Linked DNA regions of Homo sapiens: all the other regions are linked to region 4. The links are chromatin contacts, found by Hi-C or POLR2A ChIA-PET in ENCODE. All regions are on one chromosome and are shown on one strand. Each heading gives the region's core, a stretch centred on a gene start or an enhancer-like site at or near the end of the contact. The rest is flanking DNA. Distances are from core to core; before and after follow the strand shown.

Region 1 (2,700 bases), core at 112-2,611, 3.5 Mb after region 4:
TTTTTGTGCCCGCAAAATTTTTCTCTTCTTTGTCAAGGAGCCAAAACGGAAATAGTCTACTATCTACGGCCCTCAAAAGTTCCTCCTCTCTCCTTAGCCTTAGAAAATACCGTCCGCCATAGGCATGGGCAAAGACCTCATGGCTAAAACACCAAAAGCAATCGCAACAAAAGTCAAAATTGACAAATGGGATCTAATTAAAAGAACTTCTGCACAGCAAAAGAAATTAGCATTAGCGTGAACAGGCAACCTGCAGAATGGGAGAAAATTTTTGCAATCTACCCATCTGACAAAGGTCTAATATCCAGAATCTACAAGGACCTTAAACAAATTTACAAGAAAAAAACAACCCCATCAAAAAGTGGGCAAAGGATATGACCAGACACTTCTCAAAAAAAGACATTTATGCAGCAACAAACATGAAAAAAAGCTCATTATCACTGATCATTAGAGAAAGGCAAATCAAAACCACAATGAGATACCATCTCACGCCAGTCAGAATGGTGATTATTAAAAAATCAGGAAACAATAGATGCTGGCGAGGCTGAGGAAAAATAGGAATGCTTTTACACTGTTGGTGGGAGTGTAAATTAGTTCAACTATTGTGGCAGACAGTGTGGCGATTCCTCAAAAATCTAGAACCAGAAATACCATTTGACGCATGCACACGTATGTTTATTGCAGCACTATTTACAATAGCAAAGACTTGGAACCAACCCAAATGCCCATCAATGATAGACTAGATAAAGAAAACGTGGCACATATATGCCATGGAATACTATGCAGCCATAAAAAAATGAGATCATGTCCTTTGCAGGGACATGGATGAAGCTGGAAGCCATCATCCTTAGCAAACTAACACAGGAACAGAAAACAAAACACTGCATGTTCTCACTCATAAGTGGGAGTTGAACAATGAGAACACATGGACACAGGGAGGGGAACAACACACACGGGGGCCTGTCAAGGGGTGGGGGCCAAGGGGAGGGAGAGCATTAGGAGAAATACCTAATGCATGTGGGGCTTAAAACCTAGATGACGGGTTGATAGGTGCAGTAAACCACCATGGCACATGTATACCTATGTAACAAAGCTGCACATTCTGCACATGTATCCCAGAACTTAAAGTAAAATTAAAAAAAAAAAAAAAAAAGAAAGAAAAAGAAAAAGAAAATGCCGTCCGCGCATATCTCTCAGGAGCATAGGAAGGGCTGTGAACCAAAAAGCCAGGGCGTGGTCGCCCCGCCCACCGGCCGCTACATCACCACCCCTCTCGCCGCTTTCAAGCGCGGAGATTGGCTGTAAGCAAGAAAGAGCCCCGCCCCTAGTCTTATGACTCGCACTGAAGCGCCGATTCCTGGCTTTTGCAAGGCTGTGGTCGGTGGTCATCAGTGCTCTTGACCCAGGTCCAGCGAGCCTTTTCCCTGGTGTTGCAGCTGTTGTTGTACCGCCGCCGTCGCCGCCGTCGCCGCCTGCTCTGCGGGGTCATGGTGTGCTTCCGCCTCTTCCCGGTTCCGGGCTCAGGGCTCGTTCTGGTCTGCCTAGTCCTGGGTGAGTTGTCGGGCCCTCCCGATTAGTCTGTCCGCCTGGGCCCGGGGCACCAGTTCAAAGCTACAACCTGAAAGACTGGTCCGAGGGGGAGGGGGTTGAGAGGCTCAGCAGCTAACACTGGGCGGCGGCGGTTGGCCCGGGGAGGCAAGCGGTGACCTAGAGAAGGCCTGACCGACGGATGGCGGGGAAGAAGGGCCCAGGAGAGTAAGAAGGGGCCGGTAACGGGGGGTGGACGCCGAGGGAGTAGGCTGGGAGGAGTGAAGCGTGGAGAGGGTCAGCGTGGAAAGAGTAACTTGGGGAAAACACTGAGGAGTGAGCGTAGGAGGGTGGTACATGCAGATTTTGGGCGCCAGAGACAATTAGGAGAGTCTTGGTTTGCTGAGATCAGGGAAGAGTTTTGAAGATGGTGGAAAAACTATGGGGTGAGATAGGAAATTAAGAGAGAAGACCATGCCTGCCTGGAGTAGCTTGGGAGAAGTGTGTGGGTGGGGGACAGATGGGACAGATAGGACAGTAGAGCCTGAGGGGCAGGGGCAGTGACAGGGTTGGGCATTTTGAAGGTTGGAATTTGAGACTGTGAAGAAAGGATGATTCAAGAGATTAGGAGTGATGCTGGGTTTGAGTTTGGTAGTCATAGTTTTAAGGGCGAAGGAACCTAAGGTAGCTGGGGCAATTTCCAGGAAAGAAAACTTGGACCCAACCTCTGGAGACTAAGGGGTTCAGGGGGAACTTTGATGGGGAGTGCACATCTGACTTGGAGGTATTGAGGATGTCGATTTTCTCCCAGTTTTGCTACTTCCTCCCAGCCAGACGCTGACAAAAAAATCCCCAGACGTTTCAGTTAGGAGGGCCTCCCAGATGTGAGGTTTTGGGGGTGGAGTATTTGAGTTTGGTAGACTACCTCTTTGCCTTCAGAGTTTCTTCTTTTCTTTCTTCCCCATCACACAGCTAGCCTATTACCTCATATTTTGGGGGTGCAGGGAGCAGGTAGACAAACTTGCTAAGGATTGGGTTGTTACCAGGGCCTAAGAATGGCTGGATGGGGCCGGGCGTGGTGGCTCATGCCTGTAATCCCAGCACTTTGGGAGGCCGAGGTGGGTGTATCACCTGAGGTCAGGAATTCAAGACCAGCCTGGCCAACATGGTGAA
Region 2 (2,700 bases), core at 168-2,667, 3.4 Mb after region 4:
TTAAGCCATGGTTCAATACCTGGAAATTGCTCTATCAATTGATTCTTAATACCCTTAATAACTGAAGTTTTCAACTGGATGCAGTTGGACACATTTTCTTTTTCATCAAATCTGCCAAGTAATTTTTGCAAGAAAAGAAAAGGCATTTCTAAGTAGAGGTATCAGAATACCTAAAGGTACTGTTCTAATTAGTCATTTATTCCCAACCAAGTATTTAGATACTTAATTATGAAATAAATTGTTCTTTTAAAAAAAAATACCATCTCCCTTTTACTCTGTCCAGCACAAAACCAATGTCTTAATACAATATTGAAATAAACTGTCAAGTATACAGCAATTAGCTGGGGTTAGGGGGAGGAATATGAGACATACTTTGCACCATAATCTGTAATTAGCTACACAAATGCCTTTCCTGGAAAATCTTATTCAATTCTACCCAGGAAGAAACACAGGCTCCCACCAATAATAAAACCTGAGATCAGAAAACAAAACCCTCAATTCTTGAGATACAAAAGACCAACCCAAGCATAACATAGAAAATCGGCCCCTGCTAGGCTATGTAATCTGCTGAGATTTTTTTTAAGTGATGATAATAATGATTTCTAAGATCCCTATTCGTTTTTGCTCAAAATTTCATGCACAAAACCCACCTTCCTTTGCCCATGTTCCCCCTTTGCTTTTTGCGTCTACCAAATCTGGAAGGCAAACCCACTAGTAGGTTCCCAAGGAATTTTTGTCTTCCTTACACTGAATAGCCTATGGGGCAATCGTTATTTTCAAGGCAAGGTTAATCTGGCAGCTAGGCAATAGGCATGACAGGCCGCTTGCTTCCTGTCACCCAGACTCCTTCACTCCCATGACCCAGGAAGTCAAGCCTTCCTTTATTCAGTTCATAACTAATAAACATATGGCAGTGAGCGCAGGGCTCCCCTCTCAGCTACAGAGAATATGCCTCTAAATCACAGTGCACGGATGTGATTGGTAGAACCCTAGGAATGGAGACAGAATTGGGGGAGGGGGCAAAAGAGAAAGAGGGGTAAGGAGAAAAAACAATGGGAGTGGAGGGACTGAAACCCAATTAAGGACTACGGATGGAAAGCTTAAAGAAGTGTTCAAGTTGGGAGTGAGAGCATAGTACTATAGAAAACCTTAGGGAGTCAGGATGGCAGGGGCGGGGGAGAGAGAAAGAGGATCTTAGCTCTCGCCCTCTTCCCCACCCCCACCCCACCGCCTTTGTGAGCAGCCGATGGAGGCCACAGCATGTCCTTACTTCTTGAACATGATCCAAGGTGAAGGGGGCGACGATAGGGAAGGGCCCGGAATGGGAAAGAAATTGAATTTGCAGGGGTCCGGCAGATCCCCTCACACGAGGAAGGCCGGCACTGACAGTCGGAGCTGTAGTCGTTATCCGGAAAACGAGAGCCAGCCGCGCTTTACGGCTCTCAGTCAAATCTGACTACTTCCGCTCCTCTGGACTCCACGTAGGCGCTTTTGCCGGCTCCTTTTAGGCAACCGGTTCCTCAGCAGTTGGAGGTAGCTGAAAGGGCGGGACTTGAGAGGGAAGAAGTGATAGAGCAATTGCAGGAAGAGAAGAATGGAGGGGGCGGAGAATCAATCAAAGTAGCATTTATGGCACTTGCGTCAGTTACGGGTTCCTCAAAGGGTCAAGATTCTTCCGTGCTTCGTTGCTACCTATCGTCAAAGTAAACGATTTTTTTAGAGGGAATGGTTTCTGTCCTGTCTGAGGCAACCGAATGGATTGGTGCTTACCTACCAGCATGAATCCAGGCAACCCTCATGGCTTCATGTTAAAGTGCTGGTAGGATTGCCAGGTTTAGCAAATGAAAATACAGGATGCCTATTTAAATTTGCATTTCAGGTAAACAATGAATATTTGTTTTAGTGTAAGTATACCTCATTAATATTTTGGATATACTTACACTAAAAATATACAGCGCTTGTTTAGCTGAATTTAATTGAGCATCCTGTTTTTTATCTTATAACCTTATTCACTGGCAACCGTACGATGCTCCCAAAGTTTTTTGCGGGTTTTTATTGAGACAGGGCCTCACTCTTGCCCAGGCTTGAATGCGGTGGTGCTATCATGGCTCACTTGCAGCCTCTACCTCCTTGGCTCAAGGGATCTTCCCACTTCAGCCTCCCAAGTAGCATGGACTACAGGCACACACCATCATGCCCGGTTAATTTTTTTATTTTTATTATTATTATTATTATTGTAGAGACGGGGTCTATGTTGCTCAGGCTGGTTGCAAAGTCCTGGGCTCAAGCAGTCCTCCCACCTTGGCATCCCAAAGTGCTGGGGTTACAAGCGTGAATGACTGTGCTCCCGTAGAATAATTCCCATAGAATTATTACAGAAGGTAATCTGATTTAAGAGATAATAGCTAAAGAGACATGTTTTACTTATGTAATTTTTTTAAAAATAAAGCTGATAGAGAAACAAAATTATGCCAATCAAGAGTTTCACTTTGTTTTTTGTTTTAGAGACAGCATCTCACTCTGTCACCTAGGCTGGAGTGCAGTGGCATGATCACGGTTCATTGGAGTTGCAACTTCCCAGGCTCAAGTGACCCTCCCGCCTCAGCCTCCGGAGTAGTTGGTACTACAGGCATGCACTACCACACCTGGCGAATTTTAATTTTTTGTAGAGACAGGCAGGGTCTCACTAAGTTGCCCAGA
Region 3 (2,700 bases), core at 201-2,700, 3.4 Mb after region 4:
TTTTGATATTGTGTTACCTCCCTCTGAGAATGCCCCAAGGTTAAGTAAAAACTCCCAACAGGGAATTTACAAGGTTTATTGTTGCTAATTTAACCAAACTTAAAGATTTTTTAAATCAATAATCAATTGTAAAGCATGGGGTCATGAAACACATTAGTAGAAAACACTGACTTTTGCCGATATGGTTCTAAAATGTCTCCTTTGGGACAGCGTGTAAACTGAGATTTGGCAAAAGAAGGAAGTGGGTCTTAGCTTTGTTGGGTCTATAAATTACTGAGTTAAGGACTGATAGAGTGGGGGTTAGGACGATCCTGGGCATAGTGCTGGGTGGGTGAGGGGTTAGTTACCTTTCCATTTCTTCGCCTTAGAATACACACTTAATTTGGCCAGCCAGCTTAGAAAATGCTCCTGGTAGTAAGATAAAAGGATTTACAGCTACATGAAAGAGAAAGGCATCAAAATTCAGGCCTTATTCAGCCTTGGGTCTGTGGTGCCTTGAGATAAAAGAGAAACAATTTATACCGGCACCGAATTAAAAAGTCCTTTTCTTCCTATCTTAGCTCGTTTTCTTCTCCTTTCCTATCTTAACATAGGGACATTCCTCTCCAGCAGCGGGCATAATGGCATGATTATGTTTTCCTCTATTTAGGGTTACTCCCCTAGCCTTGCAACCACTCCTTATTCTTTCATCTCTTTCAAAGTTTCTATTCTCCCGGACCCTTACGTTTTATTCCGTCCCTCCCTCTCTCCTCCTCTTCCTCCTCCTCCGTTTTCCCAGCTAGCTCACTCCGCCCCTCGCCGTCACTACCTTCCCTCCCCCGAGGCTCCTTCCCGCTCCTCCCGCCACCCCCCCCACCCCCTCGCCTTCAGAAAGCTCCAATCAGGAGCTCCGAAGGTGTCTCGAAGGCCCGCCCCCTCCTCCTATCCACTTTTCTTCCCCCCAATTTCTCCCTCCCCCCTTCCCCCCCCCACTCAAGTCCTGCGGACCTGGGGGCTTCGGGATCTGGGCGCTATGAAAAGTGTCTGCCCAGTCACTTCCGGTAAGGGCGCTGCGGCGCGAAGCTTCCCGCGGGACCGTTAAGGAGGGAGTGGGAGTTCCCGGTGGGCCAGGGAAGGAAGGCGCTGCCAGGAAAGGGGATCGCGAAGGGGAGCGGGAGCAGGAGCGAACTAGCGCGAGCGTCTGGGGCACTTTAGCCGCCCCTTTCCAGCCGCCCCCTCACGCGCGAGCTCCCCCGCCCCCCGGGCGGCTGCAGCGCTTCCCTCACCCCCACTCCCTGAGGTTGACACCGCCCCTCCCTCGGCGCCGCGTGACCGGAAATGGCGCCATCTTTAGCCTCTTGTGCTATTGACAATAACAAGCCCTGGTTCTTTCCCCCTCCCCCTTTCCCCCAACCACAGCCTCTCCCCTCCCAGGGAGAGGGAGAAAAGGAGGAGGAGCTGCAGCCTCACAGACTCGCTGAGTCGCTCCTGCAGAAAGGGGGGGAGAGAGATCGAAAAGCAGGGGAGGGGGACGGCACGGCCGTTTACCTGTCTGCCTCCTCATTCGCTCTCCCCCCTCGTTCTGCTCACTCCTGGTGTCAGCCTATCCGCCTTCCCAAACCCTCCCATTCCCCCGGTGTAGCCCCCCCCTTCACTTTCCTTCTCGTCCTCTGTGTTTCTCCTCTCTTCTTTCTTCCCTTCCCCCTCTAGCATTGCTACCTTCTCTCCTACACGCACGCAGGCATATAAACGTAGGTTTTTGATGCTCCTCTGCCTGTTGACCCCGCTATTTTCATGTTTCCAACAGGTTTTTCTTCCCCCAGTCCCTCAGCTGCTGCTGCTGCTCAGGAGGTCAGATCTGCCACTGATGGTAATACCAGCACCACTCCGCCCACCTCTGCCAAGAAGAGAAAGTTAAACAGCAGCAGCAGTAGCAGCAGTAACAGTAGTAACGAGAGAGAAGACTTTGATTCCACCTCTTCCTCCTCTTCCACTCCTCCTTTACAACCCAGGGATTCGGCATCCCCTTCAACCTCGTCCTTCTGCCTGGGGGTTTCAGTGGCTGCTTCCAGCCACGTACCGATACAGAAGAAGCTGCGTTTTGAAGACACCCTGGAGTTTGTAGGGTTTGATGCGAAGATGGCTGAGGAATCCTCCTCCTCCTCCTCCTCATCTTCACCAACTGCTGCAACATCTCAGCAGCAGCAACTTAAAAATAAGAGTATATTAATCTCTTCTGTGGCTTCGGTGCATCATGCAAACGGCCTAGCCAAATCTTCTACCACCGTCTCTAGCTTTGCTAACAGCAAACCTGGCTCTGCTAAGAAGTTAGTGATCAAGAACTTTAAAGGTAACCAAGGCCAAAATCCATAATCACCTAATAAGGATTTGACACTCGAGGGGTCACGTGCTCTATTTATGTTAATATATTAAACAGTTTGGAGGTGGCCTAATGTTTTATGCATAATCAATGAGGTGGAGGGGAGGTCCTTTTTTGGTGGAGGGTTCATTTTCCGGGGGTGGTTAGGATCCTTGTGCTGAAGCATACACCGGGTGTTTCTGTGCAGTATTTTGAGGTCTTTTTCAACCTATTGTATTTAATCTGTTATTCCTTATAACACTGACAATCGGTATGATTGATCCGGATTTTGCAGGTGAGAAATTTGTATTCTAAAGAGGTTTATTTATTTCAGGTGCATAGCGAGCCTTGGCATTGCTGGG
Region 4 (2,700 bases), core at 201-2,700:
GGGGTGGCCCGCGCATTTTAAGGAACCATTGCAAACCAACACAAGCGCCTCGTTTACTTTAAATCTAACCTTACAGATCAAAAGTTTCCAATAGATATATCATGTAAACTGTAAATTACCATTTAATCCAACACCATGGCCCTCAATTTAAAAACTACATCCAAGAGAAAGAAGGAGGGAGAGGGAAGAGGGGTGGTAGGCAACAACATAAAAAACATTCTAGGCCACGGAAGAGAAAGTCTCACAAACCGGATGAAACTACTAATACAATATTAAAAATTAAAGCCGAGCACTGAAGCACGAAAATCACACGATAACCCATTACAGTTAAGGATTAAAAATAAAATGACATATGCACCAAGGGGGAGCGGAAACTAAATGTCGAAAGTACAGCGGTTTATAAAAAACTAAAGGCAAAACAAGACATTCTCGCGACGGGGGGAAAAAAAGGCCGAAATCAACAATACGTTCACAATTCTAGGCCAAAAGAAAATGGGAACGGGGCTCAAAGTTTTGCGGAACTACTTGATGCTGTTTCCCACACCTTCTCTCTCCCACGGCCCATCCGACCCTTTTCGTCCCAAAATCGCCGTCCGCAGATCTCCGGATCCAGGGGAGAAGAAAAAAGAAAGTCGACCCCGAGCAAGAATAAAAGTGTGGAGTGAAAACGCACAGGCTGCCTACCTGGGGCAAGGATCAGCTCAGTTCGTGCCTTGAGAAAGACAGTGCGGGTGGGGGTGGGAATGAAAAGCAGCACTAAAACTAAAACAAAAGTGGCGCCAAAACCCCCCAACAAACAGCCTTCCACTCCCGCCCTTCCCCCCTCCGCCCATGCCAGGCAGGCAGGGCCCCCTTCGGGGCAAGGTCTGCGCGCGGGGGCCAACACCGCCAGACCCCAGCCAATTTAGAAAATTGTTGCCCGAAGAAAACTGACCGAAGTCGGGCCTCGGAAGGGATGGAGAGATCGATGCCAATCGCCTTCCCCAGCAGTTCCCCCACCACGCGCTGGAGATGATGGGGCGGGGGAGAAGCAGAGGGGCCCGTCACATGAATGTTGTTCCCTCTCTAGGAAGGGAGGAAGAGAGGGAGGGAGGGGGGAGGGAGGGAAGGGAGGAGGGGAAGGGAGAAGGGAGGGGGCACGAGGGAGGGGTGTGATCAGAGTAGATTTTCCCTCGCCTCCCTCGGTCCGAGGCCCAAATATACACAACTGAGCCTCCTTTCTCCCCTCCCCCCTAGGTTCCCAGCACCACCATTTTGCTCTCTGCCTTCCCCTCACCGCGACACCGCGCTCTCCCCCACCCCAACCACAGCCTCCCGGCTTTCCTCCCCCGACTACGGCTCGCACCCCACCCCACCTCCAGTTCGGGCTCTCCTAGGCTTAGGAGCCTGCCGGAGAAAAGGAACCTAAATCTACTGCTACACAGAGAAGCGGAGCCTCCATCTTGCGCTGCTCCGCGTTCTCCATTTTGGGCCACCCATGGGGGGGGGGGGTCTCCGTAGAGGCCCCGAGGGAGAGTTGGGCGAGGGAAGGAAGAGAAAATCTTCAGCGAGGGTAGTCGAAAAGAAGAGCCCTGCGGTAGAAAGCCACTCTAGGAGTAGGAGGTAGGGAGGAAGGGGGGCTGGAAGTTCCTTGGAAGTGTTGGGGTAGCGACTTGGGGGGAGAAGGGAGAAAGGAGGGCGGGGGGCGCCGCGGGGGCGAGAAAGATCCTCCCGCCTGGACTCTGCCCCCCGTTCCATGGCTGCCCCCCATGGGGGCGAAGAAAGCAGAGGGGAAATTCAATGGCAACAGAGTGCCCAACCTCTTTCCCTCCCAACTCCTCTCTCTCGCCCTGTTTCAATCATACACACCTCACGGTGGGCCAAGCGCCCTCCGGGTGCCCCTCCAAACTTCTAGAAGCTTCGCCTCCGCCATTTTATAACTTACCTCCCCCCTCAGCGTACACAGAGGCAGCAACGAGACTGTTCGCCTCCCCCACTCCTCCTTCTTTCTCAGGCCGGGGGCTTCTTCACCCCTGGGCTGGTACAAGATATTTTTCCCCTTCCTCTTCTTTACACCCTCGAATTCTACTCAGGGACGGAAGCTCCCGCGGTTCTAGAGCGGTGGGGGGTTTTGAAAGTGGCGGTCGGATCCGGCGGGGTTTTTTTTCTTTTTTTTTTTTTTTTTTTTTTTTTTTTTTTTTTTTTTTTTGGTGGCGCTTCGGGATTGTTTGGGGTGTTCGCTCTTCGGCGACTTGGAGGCGAATGGAACGCGCAGGCGCCATCTGTCGGCCACGAACCCGCGCCCGGCTCCCGTTGGGAGGGAGCGGCATCTAGCGGCAGAGAGTTGCCACTGCAACGCCTGGCTCCCAGCCCTCCCACCCAGCGTCCTCCTCCCAGTCACCGACCAATCGTGGCCGACTGACTCCCGGGTTCAGCGTCTCCGACGCCGCCCGCAAACCAGGCGCCCGCAGGGGCGCGCCGCCGAGTGGGGTAAACAAGGTGCCGTGCCCGCGCCTGACTTACTCATTCGTTTGGCCGCGCTTCCGCCGCGGACCCGATCGAGCCGCGGTTCTTCTGTCTTTAGTGGGGTGTCGAGGGGAGGGCGGTAGGAATGTCCGGCGGAGCCCTGGGCCGTGGGAATCCAGAGGCTGGCTGGGTTCGCTCCGGGACTCGTTCCCCGGGCCCCTCCGCCCCTCGCGAGGCGCTAAGGTGGCAGCCCAG

Evidence for each region. A loop is a pair of places that touch in the nucleus more often than their neighbours do. ChIA-PET counts read pairs that join two places held with the same protein, here RNA polymerase II (POLR2A). Pooled maps may share reads with other maps.
Region 1: a loop to region 4 is called in a pooled map, with 4 times the contacts of the local background. The contact joins the promoter of LAMP2 here to the promoter of STAG2-AS1 in region 4. A Hi-C loop is called at or near these places in 4 of 50 pooled maps. POLR2A ChIA-PET finds 5 or more read pairs at or near these places in 3 of 52 experiments (B cell and T-cell).
Region 2: a loop to region 4 is called in a map of CD4-positive, alpha-beta memory T cell, with 8 times the contacts of the local background. The contact joins the promoter of MCTS1 here to the promoter of STAG2-AS1 in region 4. A Hi-C loop is called at or near these places in 1 of 168 maps with a recorded cell type or tissue (CD4-positive, alpha-beta memory T cell) and 6 of 50 pooled maps. POLR2A ChIA-PET finds 5 or more read pairs at or near these places in 1 of 52 experiments (WTC11).
Region 3: a loop to region 4 is called in a map of CD4-positive, alpha-beta T cell, with 13 times the contacts of the local background. The contact joins the promoter of CUL4B here to the promoter of STAG2-AS1 in region 4. A Hi-C loop is called at or near these places in 2 of 168 maps with a recorded cell type or tissue (CD4-positive, alpha-beta T cell and naive thymus-derived CD4-positive, alpha-beta T cell) and 12 of 50 pooled maps. POLR2A ChIA-PET finds 5 or more read pairs at or near these places in 5 of 52 experiments (A673, CD4-positive, alpha-beta T cell, OCI-LY7 and 2 more).

The regions. Positions count from the first base shown.
Region 1 is chrX:120,467,957-120,470,656 of GRCh38, reverse strand. It overlaps LAMP2 (lysosomal associated membrane protein 2), which reads left to right and starts at 1,361. Exons shown (of 9, transcript NM_002294.3): 1 at 1,361-1,551. The coding sequence starts at 1,488. RefSeq lists a silencer at 1,159-1,423.
Region 2 is chrX:120,602,818-120,605,517 of GRCh38, reverse strand. It overlaps MCTS1 (MCTS1 re-initiation and release factor), which reads right to left and starts at 1,417. Exons shown (of 6, transcript NM_014060.3): 1 at 1,271-1,417; 2 at 1-111. The coding sequence starts at 1,281.
Region 3 is chrX:120,559,712-120,562,411 of GRCh38, reverse strand. It overlaps CUL4B (cullin 4B), which reads left to right and starts at 1,450. Exons shown (of 20, transcript NM_001079872.2): 1 at 1,450-2,329. The coding sequence starts at 1,774. RefSeq lists silencers at 801-850, 1,151-1,230 and enhancers at 611-1,495, 1,204-1,498, 1,496-2,381.
Region 4 is chrX:123,960,091-123,962,790 of GRCh38, reverse strand. It overlaps STAG2-AS1 (STAG2 antisense RNA 1), which reads left to right and starts at 1,450. Exons shown (of 2, transcript NR_130770.1): 1 at 1,450-1,602. STAG2 (STAG2 cohesin complex component) reads right to left here and starts at 1,085. Exons shown (of 35, transcript NM_001042750.2): 1 at 935-1,085. RefSeq lists enhancers at 1-27, 1,456-1,505, 2,486-2,675, 2,204-2,700 and a silencer at 996-1,135.